4 separate regions of the Homo sapiens genome follow, and regions 1, 2 and 4 are each linked to region 3. Evidence: chromatin loops called from intact Hi-C (ENCODE). Cell type or tissue: heart right ventricle. All regions are shown on one strand. Region 1 has its middle 140 kb from the start of USP9X. Region 2 has its middle 150 kb from the start of USP9X. Region 3 has its middle 75 kb from the start of USP9X. Region 4 has its middle 120 kb from the start of USP9X.

Region 1 (5,000 bases), 65 kb before region 3:
CATGTAACAACCACAAAATCTCAGTGATAAACAGAGTGTTTATTGCTTACATGTCTGGGGTCAACTGGAGGCCAGCTAAACAACCCTGCTCATCTTGGCTAGGCTCATCCACATCTGGGAGTGCTTGTCTATTGACTGATCTAGACTGCCATTTGCTTGTTCCAGACTGTCTTTTTAAGGATGTTTGTATGGCTAACAAGCTTGGAAGATAGAGGTGGCATCTCCCTCCAGAGTAAAGGGTAAGCATGCTCACCACCTATTATAAAAAATTTAGATTCCCTAACTCTAGTATTTTTCTCCTTTAATGCAATCCACTGTGTGTGCAGACCTTCATCTGAGCACATCCATATCACCATCATCAGACTTGGGGGACACAGGGAACTGATGTAAATGTGCTCATGCTTATACTGCTTGCTGTGTCATGAGTAATGAAATCCTTCGCCTTTGACCCAAGAGTCTCATGTTTTCTGTCCACATCCATGAAACTGTGACAAGTTATCTTATTAGCTTGTAAGTAGGATAAAATCTCAGACCCTTCACAGTTCTTGATGCTGGTCTGCTTCCCCTTCTCAACCATTGGATCTGTGAAGACCTTTCATAGCCATGTTCCCAGCACCAGGCACAGAGCTCAGTATATAACTGGCACTTCAGAAATATTTGTCAGTGAGGCTGGGCGTGGTGACTCACGCCTGTAATCCCAGCACTTTGGGAGGCCGAGGAGGGTGGATCACTTGAGGCCAGGAGTTCGAAACCAACCTGACCAACATGGTGAAACCCCATCTCTACTAAAAATACAAAAAATCAGCCAGGTGTGGTGGCAGGCACCTGTAGCCCCAGCTACTCAGGAGGCTGAGGCATGAGAACTGCTTGAAACCAGGAAGTGGAGGTTGCAGTGAGCCAAGATTGTGCCACTGCACTCCAGCATGGACAACAGAGCAAGACTCTGTCTCAAAAAAGAAAAAAAAAGGAAAGAAAGAAATATTTGTCAATGAATAAATTAATTATTATTTATTTGCTTTTCATTTTCAGTAGATAGGCTTGAAAATACCATTTCATTTGACATGGCCATCAATCTCCTGTCATTGTTACTCTAAATAAGCTTTCCTCTACCTCCTCAGTACTTGTTAAGATAGTGGTGTCCCAGCACTGGGATACTTGGGTATATCCTACTTTTTTTTTTTTTTGAGACGGAGTCTCGCTCTGTCGCCCAGGCTGGAGTACAGTGGCACAATCTCGGCTCACTGCAAGCTCTGCCTCCCGGGTTCACGCCATTCTCCTGCCTCAGCCTCCCGAGTAGCTGGGACTACAGGTGCCCACCACCGCGCCCAGCTAACTTTTTGTATTTTTAGTAGAGATGGGGTTTCACCGTGCTAGCCAGGATGGTCTCGATCTCCCGACCTCATGATTCACCCACCTCGGCCTCCCAGAGTGCTGAGATTACAGGCGTGAGCCACCGCGCCCGGCCCTGGTGTATCCTACTTTTTAAAGCACTCTGGAATGGAGCCCGATACAGGACTTCCTTATATCCAAAACAGCCATATATTGACTCTTGTGGATATTGTTTCTACTTTGCCGAAATTTATTTATATGTGGGCTTTGATTTCTTTATGAAAATTTTTCTCATAGACTTTAGAAAAGAAACTTGTAATGCTTCCATGTATACTTGTCGGTTGGATTCCCAACTATTTGTCAACTGAGCGGGTAAGCCCAGAATGAAGACGGGGGAAAATAAAAATAGGGAACCAACTAACTCAAAAGGAGAGAAATGAATAAATGTCAGGACAACTTGTCCATTCAACTGTATTGTGCAAGGTTTCTGCAGCTGTCTCCTCAGCTGCCAAAGTCTGGGTTAAAGTTCAAAGGGAAAACTCTCCATCCACATATTTTCCAATTTAAAAAAAAGTTAAAGTATTTGAAACTCAAATATTTTTATACATGAAAATCCAGGGGTGAATTTTAATAAAGCCTGTGGGCAGAACAGAAGTAATCCGGCTCTGATTTAAACATCATTAATGTTTAAACTGTATTAATTTTAAAACCTCAGCCCTGGCACACTTCGAAAGCCGGTCTTCCTCCTGCTAACTCTGGCAACAATCTCTGGGCTAAACGTGAGTCATAACTTGTGACACTGCAGACAGCATCTGTGAGGTGGGGTGTTTCACTTCTCACTTCGGCTCATGTTTCCTTGTGCTGATTGGGAAGTAAGGACATAAGAGGAAAGCAAATTGTGGGAATGAGGTTCTCCTAATTTCATTCAAAAGGCTCTAGGCTAGGAAATATTTAAAGATTTTTAAAAAAAGAACAGGTTTTTAAAAGTGAAACAGAGCTTCAATAAGTATTAAAATGCAGTAGATACTTAATGCCATAAAACTGTATACTTAAAAATGGTTCAAATGCTAAATTTTGTTATATATATTTTGCCACAATAAAAATGCAACAAATTAAAACCTATAAAACATGTTTAAATGTTTAAATTCATGGTGATATTTAAAAACTGGCCACCTTGAAAGATGTCAGGGGACCAATTCATCATCTGAAAACGGATAAAAAAGGGAAAAAATAAAACATATATCCTGCTTTTCCTTTAGAAACTGCACCACTAGGTAACCAAATAATAGATCGGGGAAGCATCTCTTTATAAAATTATCCAATTATCCCAACTAATAAATGAAATAAAATGATAGAATTAGATTATAATCATTTTGCAACACTCTATGAATTAATTGATCTAGGCAATGAGAATCAACCGCTGCTAAAATCACAAAAGGAGACACGACCAGACATTACATGTCTCAGAACTCAGCACCACTTATAGTCTTGCAAAAAAGATGGAAATTCAGTCTAATCAAACCTCTGGATCCAAATGACAATTTGCAAGAAAGGCAGGGAGCAGAATACATGTTGAAATGCACCATCAGTGTGTCATCAGCAAAATGCAGATTTTAGGAAACTATAGGTCAAATTGTCTTGTTCTTCAACAAGTAGAGAATAAAGAAAAGAAAGGGTCATAGACGGCCAGGGTGCGGTGGCTCACGCCTGTAATCTCAGCACTTTGGGAGGCTGAGGCTGGTGGATCACCTGAGGTCAGGAGTTCGAGACCAGCCTGACCAATATGGTGAAACCCTGTCTCTACTAAAAATACAAAAATTAGCTAGGCGTGGTGGCATGAACCTGTAGCCCCAGCTACTTGGGAGGCTGAGACAGGAGAATCACTTGAACCAGGGAGGTGGAGGTTGCAGTGAGCCGAGATTGAGCCACTGTACTCCAGCCTGGGCAACGGAGGGAGACCCCATCTCAAAGAAAAAAAAAAGTCATAGAAGAAAACTGTAGATTAAAAGAGATTTAAAAGATGAATCAAGTCCAGGCACGGCGGTTCATGCCAGTAATCCCAGCACTTTGGAAGGCCGAAGTTTGAGACCAGCCTTGACAACATGGAAAAACCCCATCTCCACAAAAAAAATATATATATACACATATATACGTATATATGTATATATACACATATATGAGTGTATATATGTGTATATATATTTATGTATGTATATATATTTATATATGTATATATATATTTATATATATATGCACCTGTAGTCCCAGCTACTTAACTTGGGAGGTTGAAGTGGGAGGATGGCTTGGGCCTGGGAGGCAGAGGTTGCAGTGAGCCAAAGTCGCACCACTGCACTCCAGCCTGGGCAACAGAGCCAGAACCTGTCAAAAAAAAAAAAAAATAGACAAATCAAACTTTTTAATGAGCATGGCACAACTAGAATGTCTAAGGATACACACTTGGGTGATAAAGCTGTAGAGAAGAATAAGGCAATGGTTGCTATAAAAATCAGGATACTGGCCATGGAGGGGCTTCCGGGGTGGCTAGCAAAGTACTACTTCTTGACCTGGATGGTAGTTATGAGGGTGTGCCCTTATAATAATGTGCTATTCTGTACTTTCTTTTTGTATGCTTTTCTGTGTTTTATAATAAAAATGGAGTTCAGCTGGGGCTTCTGGGATGAACTGTAGTCATATGAGTCACCCAGAACTGCTAACTGGACATGAACAGCTGGTCAGAGAGAAGGATGATGAGGGAACTGGTGAGCCCCCAGAGGTTACCTAACGGCCAGGAATTTGCCCAGCTATGTGTGGGCGGGTAAAACCTGAATTGTACCATCAGTTTGTGCCAGGACAGAGTTTTGAATTCCCGGCAGAAATGGATGGGAAAGGGCTCAGAAGTTGTTTTGAGTGTACCACATTTTAGTTCCTGGAATAGTTTAGTTCTTGGGCATTATAGCTCAGGCCAGCCAACTGCCAGCAAAACTTAAGCCTTCAACACTGTGCTGTTAGAGAGCTGCGAGTGAGGAAGTCCTAGCTCCAGAGACCCCATTTCATTACAGATAAATGCTGTAGCATCTTTATCAGCAATTCACAGTGCACTTAAAGCTGTATCAAAGGTTGCAGCCAGGTCTCCTTCCACCAAGAAATCTGGAGAAGGTGAAGACATTATTAAATAAATGATGCCAAAAAGCCTGGATGTAAGTCCCCAAAGAGAAGGCAGCATAAAATGTCAGAGTGGGAGAAACTGTGTGGTCTACCAAAGTAGACAGTACAATAGGTATCTGGTACAATCAGATACCAATACACAGCTATTAGAATCCTAAAATCCAAAGAAAACTGACAATACCAATTGCTGTTGAGAATGAGGAACAACGGTAATTCTCACTCATTGCTGACGGGGATGCAAAAATGGTACAGCCACTTTGAAAGACCATTTGGTCTTTCCTGCAAAGCTAAACATAGTTTTACCATACAATCCAGCAATTGTTCTCATAGGTATTTAACCAGCTAATTTGAAAGTTATGTCCACACAAAAACCTGCACACTAATGTTTATAGCAGCTTTTTTCATAATCACCAAGAACTGGAAGCAATCAAGAGGTGTTTTGATAGGTAAATATATAAACCAACTGTGGTACATCCATACAGTGAACATTATTCAATGATAAAAAG
Region 2 (5,000 bases), 77 kb before region 3:
CACAGGCAGACTCACAGGTGCTTGCGGTTGGAGGCCTTAGTCTTGTACTGGAAGAGTGAGTGCCAAGGGAATGTGAGTAGGTCAAGGTCAATGTCTGTCACATGTTTGAATTTTTTTTTTTTTCTTTTGAGATGGAGTCTCACTCTGTCGCCCAGGCTGGAATGCAGTGGCGCGATCTCAGCTCACTGCACCCTCCACCTCCTGGGTTCAAGCAATTCTCCCGCCTCAGCCTCCCGAGTAGCTAGGACTACAGGGGCCCGCCGTGATGCCCAACTAATTTTTGTATTTTTCGTAAAGACGGGGTTTCACCATGTTGGCCAGGCTGGTCTCAAACTCCTGGGCTCAAACCATCTGCCCGCCTCGGCCTCCAAAGTGCTGGGATTACAGGTGTGAGCCACTGTGCCTGGCCTCTCTGAATTCTAAACATGTCTTTTCTACTTTCTTCTGTGCTCCAGTGTAGTTAAATATACAACCCTGCTGGTAAATTATTTTTGAAGATACTAAAACAAGCTATTTTTTTACTTCTATTTTTTTTTAAGTTCAGAAGACCCCTGAGAATGACCAAGTGGGCTGCAGTAAGATGGGGCATGCTGGGAAGTACTGGCACCTCAAACCACCTTCCCCTCGGCCTCTGGAATAACACTGATGCTAGTGAGACAGGCACAGCTGCAGATACATGGGTCACAGACCCAGCTTCTGAGCTGAGAGCAGTCCAATATAGCAGACAGCCCGTGGCATCTGACATATATGGCAAAGGCAGCTGACTGACCGTGGGACACAGGCAGCATTAGGAGGGCCAAAGATGGATGAACAGAATTCCCTAAAGGTGCTCAGAGCATCTGATGGAAATCCAGGCTTAAGCAATGCTTAGAGAGCCAAGAGGACAGACAGGCAATGGGTGACAGAGTCATCTGTCTCCAGTAGTTGGAGCCAATCACCAGGAAGGAGTTTTGGCAGCATTCTGGGTTATGGCAAGGAGCCTGCCAAGACTAAGTCAGGAGCCCCAGCCTTAGAGGGCATTAGGAGGCAGACAGGGGCCTAAGGCATGGCCTTAAATACAAGGAACAAATCCAAGACCAAGAGAGGGTCAAGAGTAGAACTGTAGCTAAGAACATGTAGAACTGTAGCTTCCAGTTAGGGAAACAAAAACCCCAAGGTCAAGACAATATAAGCAGCAAGGATGCCCTGTTTCCAGGTCCCAGCATATGGGGCTAGGGTTCCTGAGAGTCCAGCTAAGGCCAGAATTTGTCCTAGAGCTGAGAGAAGGCTGCACCAACAGATGGACATCAAGTGGTCCTAGCAGTAGGAGATGAAGTTTTTTGAGACCATGGTCAGGCAAGGCCTGGCTCTCTACTGTGATGTTTGCAGCCAGGTGGTCAGGGGTTCTTGCCAACCAACCCACTCATCCATCCCAATGCCTTCATGGCCTTACACATCCCCTCATCCTCTTGCCCCACTGACGGCCACCCTAGGCCTTTGGAGCCCTTGAAAAACAGTGATTATGATCCTGTCCACTGGCCTTGAAATTGGCTGACTTCTGGGATGGAAAATATGGCAGCCAACCATTCCTGTGACACCATCCAGAGCCTCCGCCCTCTGTAATTCACAGGGATAGAATCTGCAGGTCATTCGAAAGGGCCTCTGTTTTTTGTTTTATTTATTTATTTAGAGACAGAGTCTCACTGTGTCCTGAAGTGCAGTGGCGCGATCTCGGCTCACTGCAACCTCCGCCTCCCAGGTTCAAGCGATTCTCCTGCCTCAGCCTCCCGAGTAGCTGGGACCACAGGCGCCCGCCACCATGCCCAGCTAATTTTTATGTTTTTAGTAGAGATGGGGTTTCACCATGTTGGCCAGGCTGGGTCCTCTGTTTTTTAATATTTAAAATCATCTCTCCCCAAATTCCTAAGCTTACATGGCGTTAATGGCCCCTTCTCCCCCTTTCCCTTCAGATGGCACTGTACATATCTATTTTGGTCGGCTTCCTGTTAAAAGTGCTTCCTTTTCTCTTTCTACTTACTCATCTTTTCCCCTCTGCTTGTTTATTTGCTGGGGTTTTTAATTTTTTTTTTCCCTGAGTTTGACCTCAGCCTGCTGTCCCCATCCCCCATGCCCACACTCCTAACCCACAATAAGATTGGGATCTTTTCATTTATACTAAACACATCACCAGCTCTTTATTCTTCGTGGCCCTTTCCTACCCTTATTTCCTTTTCATTTTGTTTCGGTTTTAATCCTTCATTACCCAGCTTTTCCTGGCAAAGGTCCAAGACCAAACTGCATATTTTTCTAAGCTTTCTCTCTTTCAGTTCTTCTTTCCTTTCTCTCCTCCACCCCTGGCTTCCTGAAAGTCTGCCTCGGGATCCACATTATGTCTTTGTTTTTGCCAATAACAAATACTTCATTTACTGTTTTGAATAAACGCTGCTTTTCAGTTACTGGAGCGCTTGCTCCTTCTCTGAAAACACTGTATTGGAAGAATCAGATAAACCTCACTGATATTTTGATTGAAATATTTCTGCATTCTCTTCGCAGAATTCCAAGTATGTGGCAACACGCGTGTTTGGAGCCAGACTTCTGAGAAGATGCCCTCAATCACCCACAGCCTCTTTATGAGTTTTCCCCTCCAATGTGACTTCAGTTATTAAGATGTCCCAAGTGATTAGACTCACCAGCAGCCTCCTAAATACTCAGCCAAGGAAACCTGATATGGTGGGGAGAGGCTGTTCGGGGGAGATTACTTGGCAGTGGTAAAAGTCAGAAGCCTTATGTCTGCAGAACTTTGTTCACTTCTCAGAAGTCCTTTGACTGTGTGATATGAGGAAGTCACTCTAAATCTCATTGTCTCTTAACTGCAACACAGAGGCAACAATACCCCATTACAGGAACTCTGTGTGAAAAATATTACAAAATATTAACAAAATGCTTTGAATTCCTTGTATATTTCACCACGTTAGATCTAGCAAACTACCATCCCTCATCTGGGGCAGAGAATTGTTAAGTGTGGTTAGGCCAGCCAGAGGGCAGCCTCAGGCAAGTCCCTGTGAACTTACTAAGGCAGGGAGGGACAAGGGCAGGGGCAAGTTTGGGGTTGGTACAAACCCCTCCCTCTGGGCCTATTCCAGGAATCCAGGAATATTTCTCTAGCAACCTATTATTATTATTGTTGTTGTTGTTTTGAGATGGAGTCTCACTCTGTCACCCAGGCTGGAGTGCAGTGGCGCTATCTCGGCTCACCGCAGCCTCTGCCTCCCGAGTTCAAGCAATTCTCATGCCTCAGTCTCCCCAGTAGCTGGGATAACAGGAGCCCGCCACCATGCTCGGCTAATTTTTGTATTTTTTGTAGAGGTGGGGTTTCACCATGTTGGCCAGGCTGGTCTTGAACTCCTGACCTCAGGTGATCCACCTGCCTTGGCTTCTCAAAGTGCTGGGATTACAGGCGTGAGCCTCCGCGCCCAGCCAGCAACCCATTATTTTATACATCTGAGAGCTCATGATTTTCCACAATCCATTTCTTTCTTTCTTTCTTTTAAGAATCGGGGTCTCATTCCGTTGCCCAGGCTGGAGTGCAGTAATGCAGTCATAACTCACTGCAGCCTCAAACTCCTGAACTCAAGCAATCCGCCTGCCTCAGTCTCCCCAGTAGCTGGGATTACAAGTGTGCACCACCACACCTGGCTCAGAGGCTATATTTCTTTCTTTCTTTCTTTCTTTCCTTTTTTCACGCTTAATTCACTTTATTTTTCTTGTGTAAAAACCCTATGTTGTAGCCACAGCTGGAGCCTGAGTCCGCTGCACGGAGACTCTGGTGTGGGTCTTGACGAGGTGGTCAGTGAATTCCTGATAGGGAGACTTGGTAAATACAGTCTCCTTCCAGAGGTCGGGGGTCAGGTAGCTGTAGGTCTTAGAAATGGCATCAAAGGTGGCCTTGGCGAAGTTGCCCAGGGTGGCAGTGCAGCCCCGGGCTGAGGTGTAGCAGTCATCGATACCAGCCATCATAAGCAGCTTCTTAGGCACAGGTGCGGAGACGATGCCAGTGCCCCTGGGTGCAGGGATGAGGCGCACCAGCACAGAGCCGCAGCGGCCTGTCACCTTGCAAGGGACGGTGTGGGGCTTGCCGATCTTGTTCCTCCAGTAGCCTCTGCGCACGGGGACAATGGAGAGCTTGGCCAGGATGATGGCCCCACGGATGGCGGTGGCCACCTCCTTGGAACACTTAACACCCAGACCGACGTGGCCATTGTAGTCCCCGATAGCAACAAACGCCTTGAACCTGGTGCGCTGGCCGGCACGGATCTGCTTCTGCACTGGCATAATCTTCAAAACCTCATCCTTGAGAGAGGCCCCCAAGCAAAAGTCAATGATCTCTGATTCCTTAATGGGCAGGGAGAAGAGATATATCTCCTCCAGGGACTTGATCTTCATGTCCTTGACCAAGCGGCCCAACTTGGTGACGGGCATCCACTCCTTATCCTCGGCCTTGCCTCCGCGAGCTCCGCGGCCTCGGCCCCGGCCCCGTCCACGGCCGCGACCCCGGCCCCGGATGCCACTGCCGAAACCTCCGCGGAAGCCACCGCGGTTCCCCATCCCAGGGCCACCAGGGCCTCCGGACCCTCCTCGCTGCACCGGCGTCATCCGCCATTTGGTGTTTTCTCTGAAAAGAAGCTCTTTTTTTTTTTTAAATAACATCTTTTATTTGTATACAATTACAAATTACAAACTTGTTTTATTATGGTTTTTCTTATTTATAAAAAAATTTTTTTAGTCAACTTACTCCCTTTTATTTATTTACCAGTAGTTTGCTCTGACAGAATAAATTACAAACTATTGTTTTGCTTAATCCTTTTAACCACCATGTCAGGCACACAGATTGGAGGATATTAGCTCCCATTTTGCAGACAAAGAGAGGAAACACAGTACCCATATTTAGTGTAAGACAGCTGGGATATAAGCCTTGGGCTTCCATAGTCACAACTGCTTTTTTTCCATAACTTTGTAATACA
Region 3 (5,000 bases):
TGGACGATAGGGTGAGACCTTGTCTCAGAAACGAAGTTCGTAAACTTCCTTCTCATCTTCGGCCTGTGTATTACTTTCTCCGCTCCTGAAATGTTCTGCCTTCAAATATCAGCATAGTTTCCTGCCTTTGTTCATTCATGTCTCTGACCCAACGGCACCTCCTCAAAGAGGCCCCCCCTTGACCACCTTATCTAAAAATAGCACCCATATTACTCTCTAATCCTTGACGCTGCTTTATTTTCCCTCTTGGTACTTAATCTGACATTTGGTGACATTTTTCATCTTTATATTTATTTATTTATTTATTTTGAGATGAAGTCTCGCTCTGTCGTCCAGGCTGGAGTGCAATGGCACAATCTCAGCTCACTACAACCTCCACCTCCTGGGTTCAAGCAATTCTCCTGCCTCAGCCTCCCGAGTAGCTGGCCTTACAGGCACGTGCCACCACGCCCAGCTAATTTTTGTATTTTTAGTAGAGATGGGGTTTCGCCATGTTGGCCAGGCTGGTCTTGAACTCCTGACCTTGGGTAATCCGTCCACCTTGGCCTCCGAAAGTGCTGGGATTACAGGCGTGGGCCACCGCGCCTGGCCCATTTTTCATTTTTAGATTGCCTCTTTCCCCCATGAGGGCAGGAACCTGGTCTGTTTTGTTTATTGCTATATTCCTATTATCTGGAAGAAGAACTGACACAGAAGGGGTGCCACAAATTCTTGTTAATTCTCTTCGTTTACGTTATGCAAGGTTCAAGTTCTTCCCAAATAGAATATAGCATGGAAGTTCTCGCAGGTGCTCTCTCTCCTCAATGCAAGACATGGCCACCTCTGAGATACAGTTGGCTCACCCCTAAAATGCTAAAGCCCAGCGATCACACAGGCGCACATATTAGAGCACTTCCTTCTCATAAACTTCCAGAAGCAGAATTACTAGATCATGAGCTAAACTCCCAAATTAACCTCCTGAGAGGTCAATGCTAATTCCTTTCCCATCAGCAGTACTCCATTACGGTGTACTCTGGGCCTTCAGGCAAATAATAATGATGATGATGATGATGTTGATGATGATGATGATAGTGTCCTCTTCACTCTTTGTTAACTGGAAAATAAACAGATCTTTTTAGTGGCAGGGAAACTTCTGGGTTATCAGGACTAGTGAGGTCCTGGGATGGGCTTTTAGGAGAAAAGAAGCTCTTCTGGCAGCTTCCATCTCTGAAATTATGTCCCCACCAATACTGTAAATTGTTTCCCCATGATGCCAAGTCATGTTTATTCAGGAATTCATTCACTTCATAATTCCTTTTGAGTATGTATTTTGTACGTAAACTCCAAACTTTTGCCAAGCTCAAGAATATTCCTTGAAATAAAGGAATTTGGCCAGGCATGGTGGCTAACACCTGTAATCCCAGCACTTTGGGAGGCGGAGGCGGGCTGATCACCTGAGGTCAGGAGTTTGAGACCAGCCTGGCCAACATGGCGAAACCTCGTCTCTACCAAAAATGCAAAAATTAGCCAGGCACAGTGGCAGGCGCTTGTAATCCCAGCTACTTGGGAGGCTGAGGCAGGAGAATCGCTTAAACCTGGGAGGCGGAGGTTGCAGTGAGCCGAGATTGTGCCGTTGCACTCCAGCCTGGGCGACAGAGCGAGACTCTGTCCTCCCCGTCCCCGCAAAAAAAAAAAAAAAAAAAAAAAAAAGGAATTTATAACTATCCTGGCATTTAGCAGTTTACAGGGGGGTTTCACTTCCGTTTTCTCATTTGGACCATGCAAAAGCCAACTGAGTACAATTCTGCCCATTTTACAGATGAACAAACCAGAGGCACAGAGGAGAGGGATTTGCCCGAGGCTACACAATACCTGTGAGTCACAGCCAGGACTAAGGATCCTGTGAGCTTCTCAGCACATGCCACTCCTTCCTACAACACCCTGCCAGGTCCACCACCTCCGTAAGTGGAGAATCTTAACGAAGGGCGACCTATGCACGCACCTGACTTCTGAGCTGAGGAACAGTAGAATGAAGGAGTTATTTTTAAATGGCTTTTACCGAGCCTGTGATGTCATTTCATTGATCACGCTGGGAGATGCGGTGCTGAGTTGTGCTATGGCAACTCGATTAAGGCTGGGAACTCCATTTCCTAGAAGCCCCTCCCTGCTGTGTTTCCGGGTTAGAGTTGGCCAAAAGAGAACCTTGTGCAAGAATTGTAGGGCGGAAGGCGAGCAGCAGTCACTGCCCCTGGCAGGTTTCCCGTCAGATACAGTGAAGGACAGAAACAGAGGGGCCCTGAGAGGCCCTGCAGCTCCCGGTTTATCCGGCTCTCTCCTCTGCTCCCTCCCAGCTAACATTTCCTGCTGTTGGCTCTGCTACCCAACAGCTGCCTCGGGCCCACCACCAGGGGCTTGGCTGTCGCCCCACATGGGGCGGGAGCTACGTAGAGGCCACAGCTCCCATAAACCTCTCCACGAACTCCCCCTCCGCGGCCCTGCTTCGGTGGCTAGATGTGCTTTGGCTTCTGGAATTTTCCTGCAAGCTCTGATTTGTCCAACTGCACCAGTGCTTCCGGCAACGGCTAGTGACTCTCTGATCTTCTGACTCCTCCTTCCAGACATTCACTTCCCCAGCTCTTCCCACAGCTGTGAACGGTTTTATTCCTAGAATACTCACAGTGGCTCTGTTTCCCTGGCTGAATCCTGTTACGATACTTACAGATTCTGCTTTACATGAAAAACAGCATAAGAAAAAAAAAATGTTCTGGAGTGTAAGGCAGAATTCCACCTGATACTTAGAATCTATATATCTCATGTGCTTGATTTATAGATTGGATATGTGGGAACTAAGGAAAGAAGATTATTCAATGAACCAGTGGAGGAAGAATCGTGTATGCTTTCAGTGTAGACCAAACTGGGGAAATAGATGAGAAAGGAATAACTGAAAAGACATAACCTTCTTTATCTTGTTTTTCTAAGCTCAAAAGATGGAAGAGGGGAAGGAATTGGTAGTGAAGCCATTTTTGTAGTCTGGAAATTTTCTGTCAAGTTTTACATAATTCCTTAGGGCATACCAAAGAAAATAATCAGTCCTGTCTACCCTCTAAGTAACTATCTTCTCTTGAAAGAGAAAGGAGTGATTCTTATTTAGGAAATCTAGTTCTTTAAATATAAAATACGAAATTGAGCCTGGGCAACATAAGGGAGACCTTGTCTCTACTAAAATTCAAAAAGAATAAAAATTAGCCAGGGGTGGGGCGCAAGCTGATAGTCCCAACTATTTTGGGGGCTGAGGTGAGAAGATCGCTTGAGCCCAGGAGGTTGAGGCTGCAGTGAGCAATGATCTCACCGCTGCACTCCAGCCTGGGTGATACAGTGAGACCCCATCTCAAAATAGATACATTAATTAAATTAAATGTGAAATTACACGTGAACAGGAGCAAACCGATGTTCAAGGATTCTTAAACATTATAAAACCAACAGGACAATATCTACCTGGTTAATGCTGAGGTGAATAGTCAAGGCTCTAATGTTAATAAATAAATACATCAAAGATCTTTTCCTTTCTCTTCCTTATTGTAGCCTCCTCTCTTTGCAACAGAGAAAGGAGGTCTTAGAACAGTTTCCAGTGGAGAAGAATTTTGAAATTCAGCGTTTTCTTCCTAGCAGTCTGTATGTATGTGAATGTTCTATGCCATTGTTCTTTCAAAATCATACTTGTTTGTCTCCCTCTTCCACCCTCACGCAGTGAGCGTTTTCACCCAGTGTCTTTAAAACATGCCTGCCTCAGGTGGCTGGTCACTTTATCAAATAAAAGGTGGCTGGCTTTGCCAATTTCTTTTCCCTACTCTGCATTAATAAGCCTGGCTCACAGTGCAGTAGAATTTTATTTCCACCAAGCAAATACAGATTGCTTTCTCCTTGGCTGCTTTTTAAAAGTCTTCTCACTCTCACTTGTGTCTAGATCATCCACCCATCCCTGCAGCACTAATGCTGACAGTGGCCAAGAGTATGAAATGTTCTCAAGCCAGTCCTGAGCCCGCAGATTCCTCCTCGGCCACTGGTCACAGGAGTGCACAGGGGGACCACTGTGCAACCCAGACAACCACCAGCTCATCCTCACAAAGAAGAGATCGTCTCCACTCCTGGGACCCCCTGAGACTCCCAGGGACCCAAACTCTTGGCTCTTGGCTCTGCCTGGAGTTTTATCTCCAGCTTGCTGGGTTTACTACCAGAGTCCTAGTTCTCTAGGGCTGCCGTAACAAAGTACCACAAACATGGTGGCTTCAAACCACAGAAACGCATCCTCTCGCACTTGTGGAGACCAGGCATCCAAAACTAAGGTGTCCACAGGGCTGTACTCCTTCTAGCTTCCGATGGTTGCCAGCAATCTTTAGCATTCCTTGGCTTATGTCCGCATCACTCCAATCTCTGCCTCTGTTGTCACAACTCCTCTGTGTAGCTGCATCTTCTCTTCTGTCTCAAGTCTCTCTCTGTCTCTCCCTTTTTTATTTTTATTTTTATTTTTTTTGAGACAGGGTCTCGCTGTCACCCAGGCTGCAGTGCAGTGGCGTGATCATAGCTCACTGCAACCTCTAACTCCTGGGCTCAAGTGATCCTCCTGCCTCGGCCACCCAAAGTGCTGGGATTACAGGTGTGAGCCACTGTGTCCAGTTTATAAGTTTTATGAGTTTATAAGTGCCCTAATAAGGACACTTGTCATTGGAATTTAGGGCCCACCTAGATGATCCAGGGTGATCTCCTCATCTTGAGATCCTTAACTTAATTACACCTGCAAAAACCCTTTTGCCAGATAAGGTCACATTCACAGGTGCCGGAGTTAGGAATGAGAACACATCCCTTGGGGGCCGCCCCTCAATCCACCAGGCTTTGTCTGCCTGGACTCAGAAGTATTTCCTTTCCAGTTTTTTTTTTTCTTTTTTTTTTCGATACGGAGGCTTGCTCTGTCGCCAGGCTGGAGCGCAGTGGCGCGATCTCGGCTCACTGCAACCTCTGCCTCC
Region 4 (5,000 bases), 46 kb before region 3:
TAATATATACCACATATTGTATATTATATAATATATACCACATATTGTATATTATATAATATATACCACATATTATATATTATAAACATCATATATCATATAATATATATTTTATATAATATGATATATCATATCATATATCATATTTTATACAATATATGATATATCATATATCATATTTTATACAATATATGATATATCATATATCATATTTTATACAATATATGATATATCATATCATATATCATATTTTATACGATATATGATATATCATGTATTATATAATATTTTATACAATATATGATATATAATATATAATATTTTATACAATATATGATATATAATATATATTTTATACAATATATGATCTATCATATAATATATCATATTGTATACAATATATGATCTATCATATATCATATTGTATACAATATATGATCTATCATATATCATATTTTATACAATATGATATATCATATGTCACATGTCATATATGATACGATATGTCACATGTCATATGATACGATATGTCATATGTCATATATGATACGATATGTCATATGTCATATATGATACGATATGTCATATGTCATATATGATACGATATGTCATATTCATGTCATATATGATATATGTCATATGTCATATATATGTCATATGTCATATGTCATATGTCATATATCATATATGATGTCATATGTCATATATCATATATCATATATCTGATATGATATATGATATGTGATATATCATATATCTGATATAATATCATATATGATATATGATATATATGATATAAGATATATGATATATATCATATACGATATACGATATATGATATATATCATGTATGATATACGATATACGATATATGATATGATATACGATATACGATATATGAGATATGATATATGATATATATCATATATGAGATACGATATGATATGATATATATCATATATCATATGAGATATGATATATGATATGATATATATGATATATGATATGATATGATATATATCACATATCATATATCATATATGATATGATATATGATATATGATATATTATGTAATATATCATATATTATATATATATTTTTGGACACTGGATATGACTGATATTAAAAAATTGTCAATATTCTTTAGTTGTGATCGTGGTAATGTTTAATAAGAGTTTTTATCTTTTAGAGATACAAAAATATTTGCAGATGAAAAGATATAATGTCTGGGATTTGCTTTAAGATAATTTCTAGGTAGGGATGGCAAAAAAAATTTCTTAAGATAATCTCATAGTAGGGTGGGCGAAGTAGTTGGGAATATAGATGAAACAAGATTGGCCATGTGTTCGTAATTGTTGAAACCAGGTGATAGATGGCTCACATACTGTACTACTAGTATATATGTTTGGAAATGTTCCAGAGTAAAAGTTTTTTAAAAGGTTCCTTGGAATATTGAATTGAGCCCTAAGTATGCTTTTCCATATAAATCAATATGTTTTTGCCTGGTAGAGTGTATGGGAACTCTTTGTTGCCTAACCTTACTAAAGCAGATTATTTGGAGGGCAGGAGGACATACTGGAAAGGCTAAGCTTTGAAATCAGGCTTGGATTTGAGATCTAGCACCACTCTTCACTCATCTTGTCAGATACTTAGACTTTCTGAAGCTCAGTTTCCTCAGTGGTAAAACAGGCATAGTAATAATAGTTGCTATGTCCTAGGATTGTTTGAGGAATTAAATAAGATACAGAATACAAAGCTGGTGGCACTGTGCCTGGCAGTGCTCTATAAACATTAGGGGCCAATAATACATCATTGTTTCAGTTACCTATTGTGGGTTGACTTGGCTCAGCTGGGAGGTTCTTCTACTCTATCTGCTGTCAGCTAGGGCTACAGTCATTTGATGATTAAGTTGGGCTGGAATGACCAAAATGGCTCACACATGTGATAAGCAATTGATGCTTTTGGCTGGGAGCTCAGCTACGGCTGTTGTCCTTAGCACCTACTCATGGCCTCTCTGCAACACTTGGGCTTCTCATTACATGGCAGCAGGGTTCCAAGAGGGAGTGCCCCAAGAGCAAATACGCCAAAAGTGAGGAAGGAAGCTGCCAGTCCTCAGCGCCTGGACCAGCACAGTGTCATTTCTGCCACATTCTATTGGTTAAAGAGTCACGAGACCTGCCCAGATACAATGGGGGAAGAAATAAACTCCACCTCCTGACGGGGAGAGGAAGAATCTGTAGCCATCTTTAATCCACTACATTAAGTATTCCTGTTTCCCTAGTACTTGATCCATAGATAAATATATCGATTTCAAAGAAACACACCAAAAACTACTCAATATATGTTTCTGGAAGGTGCTTGCTAAACACCATTCTTCTTGCTGACATTCTTCCTCCTGCTCAGCTGACTAAGCCAGGGCCTGGGGGGCGGGGGGATTGGGAGTAGTCACTAGCTTCCCCACCCCTGAGGCTGGATGGGAGAAAAAACCAGGGCAGGACTAAGTCTTCACTGCAGAAACACCTTGGCATGAGTCAGTGGTTCTCAAAAATAATTTATGAGATCAAATCAGGTCATCTATTTTTAATTATTGTGGTTATTAATTTGAAAACGTGTAATTCAATACTGTTCTCACATGCAATAATTCTTGAGACTTGAGGAACTGTTAGTGTTCTCTTCCAAGGTATTATTTCCTTAATTCTCTACTTTTAAGACACAGGGGCTTTCCAAATATTTCCTTCTCTAACCCTTTAACCAACAATTGCTGACTCTCACATTTTCTCTGACATTATCTAAAACCACAGTCCAAGAGGAGGTTTTTTTTTTGTCTTTGTCTTTTTTTGTTTGTTTGTTTGTTTTTAATGTACATTATACAAACACAAAGTCCTCTATTTTGGGTCAGAAATATTTCCTAGAGCTAAAAAATGCAGTTAGCGGCAAGCTTGGGCAATGTCTAATTACAGCATTTACAGTAAACAAATGATTGATAAAGACACCCAGACACCTCTATAAACAAGGAAGTACAGAACCAGCCATGCTGAACACTGTGTTTATTTTCCACTGAAAGAGGATGCAAACTGCTAATCACAGGCATGCCACAGTTTAATTTCCACACAAGACCTTTCCTTGATTTTCTATTTAAAAAAAAAAAAAAACATGATGGCAATCAGGTTTTGTTCACTGAATTTATTTCTGTAGAATCTCAAATGCTGTTAATTTTAATACAGGTTACATTTTTAAAAGCCTTTTTAAAAAAGCCTTAGGTGCGTCTAACCTTGGATTCATTTTGCTGTTGAGAAGATCTCAGCTAACAGGTGTGATATAAATGCACAGAGAAGGAAATAAACACCGGGTCTTAGACCATGACCTGAAAGTTATGTCAGAAGAGCTAGGCATTCTATTCACTTGGCCACAAAGCAAATACCTTGGCGGACAAAGAGAGGGAGGAAAGGGGCGGATGGAATGGCCACATATTTCTGGCTCTTTCTGAACTTCTGAGCGCATAGGGCATACAGCCTTTAGAGGCCCAGGATCATTGTGGTGATGAAAGAATGGTTGAAAACATTTCCTTAGAAATGAATTGTCCTTGTCTAAGTTAAGACCCTTACTCATGTACTTGAGAAGATTTCAGACTTCTTTGAGACTCTTTCTGACTTACTTGAGCCCTTTCTGACTTGTTTCAGACCCTGTCTGGTGAATTAGATACACTTCCTGATGTGGAAGGGACTCTTCCTAACTTATTTAAGACCCTTCCTGACATGTTTGAGCCCATTCCTAACTTGTTTCAGACCCATCTTTCATGTAAGAGACTCTTCCTGACATGTTTGAGCCCATTCCTAACTTGTTTCAGACCCATCTTTCATGTAAGAGACTCTTCCTGACATATTTGAGACAGTTTCTAACTTGATTGAGATACTTCCTGATATATTTGAGACATATCCTGACTTGTTTGAGACTTCCTAATTATTTAAGACTCTTCCTGACCTATTTGTGCCTCTTCCTGACTTGTTTGGAACCCTTCCGGACATATTTGAGATCCTTCCTGATTATTTGAGACTAGTCCAGAGGACTTTGACACACTTCCTGAGACAGTTCCCAATGATTTGTTTGCAATGATGCCTGACATTTGAGACAGTTCCCAGTATTTTTGAGATTTGTTCTGTCTGAGATCCTTCCAGACGTATTTCCAACTCTGTCGGACAACTTGGAGACACATCCTGACTTGTTTGAGACTCTTCCAGACTTGTTTGAGACCTTTCTTGGCATGTTTAAGACCATTCCTGGTGTCTTGAGACTATTTCCATGTGTTTGAGACGCTTACATATTTAAAATTCTTCTGAACCAGATGCAGTGGCTGACACCCCAGCACTTTGGAAGGCCAAGGCGAGAGGATTGCTTGACGCCAGGAGTTTGAGACCAGCCTGGCAACATAGTGAGAACCACAAAAAATAAAATAAAATGTTAGCCAGGCATGGTGGCACGTGTCTGTAAGTCCAAGCCACTGGGGAGGCTGAGATGAGAGGATCAGTTGAGCCCAGGAGGTCAAGACTGCAGTGAGCCACGATCATGCCACTGCACTCCAACCTGGGCAACAGAGCAAGACGCTGTCTCAAAAAAATAGAAAATAAAACTCTTCTGGATTACGTTAGCCACTTCCTAATTTGTTTGTGATGATTCCTGACATGTTTGAGACCATACCTGACATATTTCAGATCCTTCCTGACATGTTTAAGACCCTTCATGACTTGTTCTACAGTCTTGCTAACTGCGTGAGAAACTTCTTGACATGTTTGAGATCTTTCCTAGGTTGTTTGAGACCCTGCTTGATCTATTTGCGAAATGTCCCGATATATTTAAGACTCTTCCAGTCAGGTTTCAAACCCCTCGTGACTTGCAGAAGACGATCCTGACATGTTAGAGAATTTTGTTGACTACTTGAGACTCTTCCTCTCTGTGACCCTTCCAAAAGTATTTGAGACCCTTCTTGACTCGGTGAGACTCT

Evidence for each region. Hi-C counts contacts between places; a loop is a spot of excess contacts. Peaks named below come from ENCODE experiments on the same cell type or tissue, not always from the same donor. Only the 100,000 strongest peaks of a DNase experiment are listed, where the experiment ranks them.
Region 1: it touches region 3 in a loop (2.1-fold over the local background); 13 of 110 quality-filtered maps call a loop at or near these places.
Region 2: a loop joins it to region 3, with 2.0 times the contacts of the local background. A loop is called at or near these places in 11 of 110 quality-filtered maps.
Region 4: a loop joins it to region 3, with 2.7 times the contacts of the local background. A loop is called at or near these places in 3 of 110 quality-filtered maps.

Annotation. Positions count from the first base shown.
Region 1 is chrX:40,943,385-40,948,384 of GRCh38, forward strand. No RefSeq gene overlaps it. Among named protein-coding and RNA genes, the nearest start is that of USP9X, 140 kb to the right of the region's middle. In heart right ventricle, no CTCF peak of the experiment used is centred here; a DNase peak (open chromatin) is centred at 2,122; H3K27ac peaks cover 966 bases.
Region 2 is chrX:40,931,226-40,936,225 of GRCh38, forward strand. It overlaps the pseudogene RPS2P55. Among named protein-coding and RNA genes, the nearest start is that of USP9X, 150 kb to the right of the region's middle. In heart right ventricle, a CTCF peak has its summit at 2,998; no DNase peak of the experiment used is centred here; H3K4me3 peaks cover 783 bases; H3K27ac peaks cover 2,343 bases.
Region 3 is chrX:41,008,153-41,013,152 of GRCh38, forward strand. No RefSeq gene overlaps it. Among named protein-coding and RNA genes, the nearest start is that of USP9X, 75 kb to the right of the region's middle. In heart right ventricle, a CTCF peak has its summit at 2,372; a DNase peak (open chromatin) is centred at 2,339; H3K4me3 peaks cover 1,214 bases; H3K27ac peaks cover 2,412 bases.
Region 4 is chrX:40,962,364-40,967,363 of GRCh38, forward strand. No RefSeq gene overlaps it. Among named protein-coding and RNA genes, the nearest start is that of USP9X, 120 kb to the right of the region's middle. In heart right ventricle, no CTCF peak of the experiment used is centred here; no DNase peak of the experiment used is centred here; H3K27ac peaks cover 2,600 bases.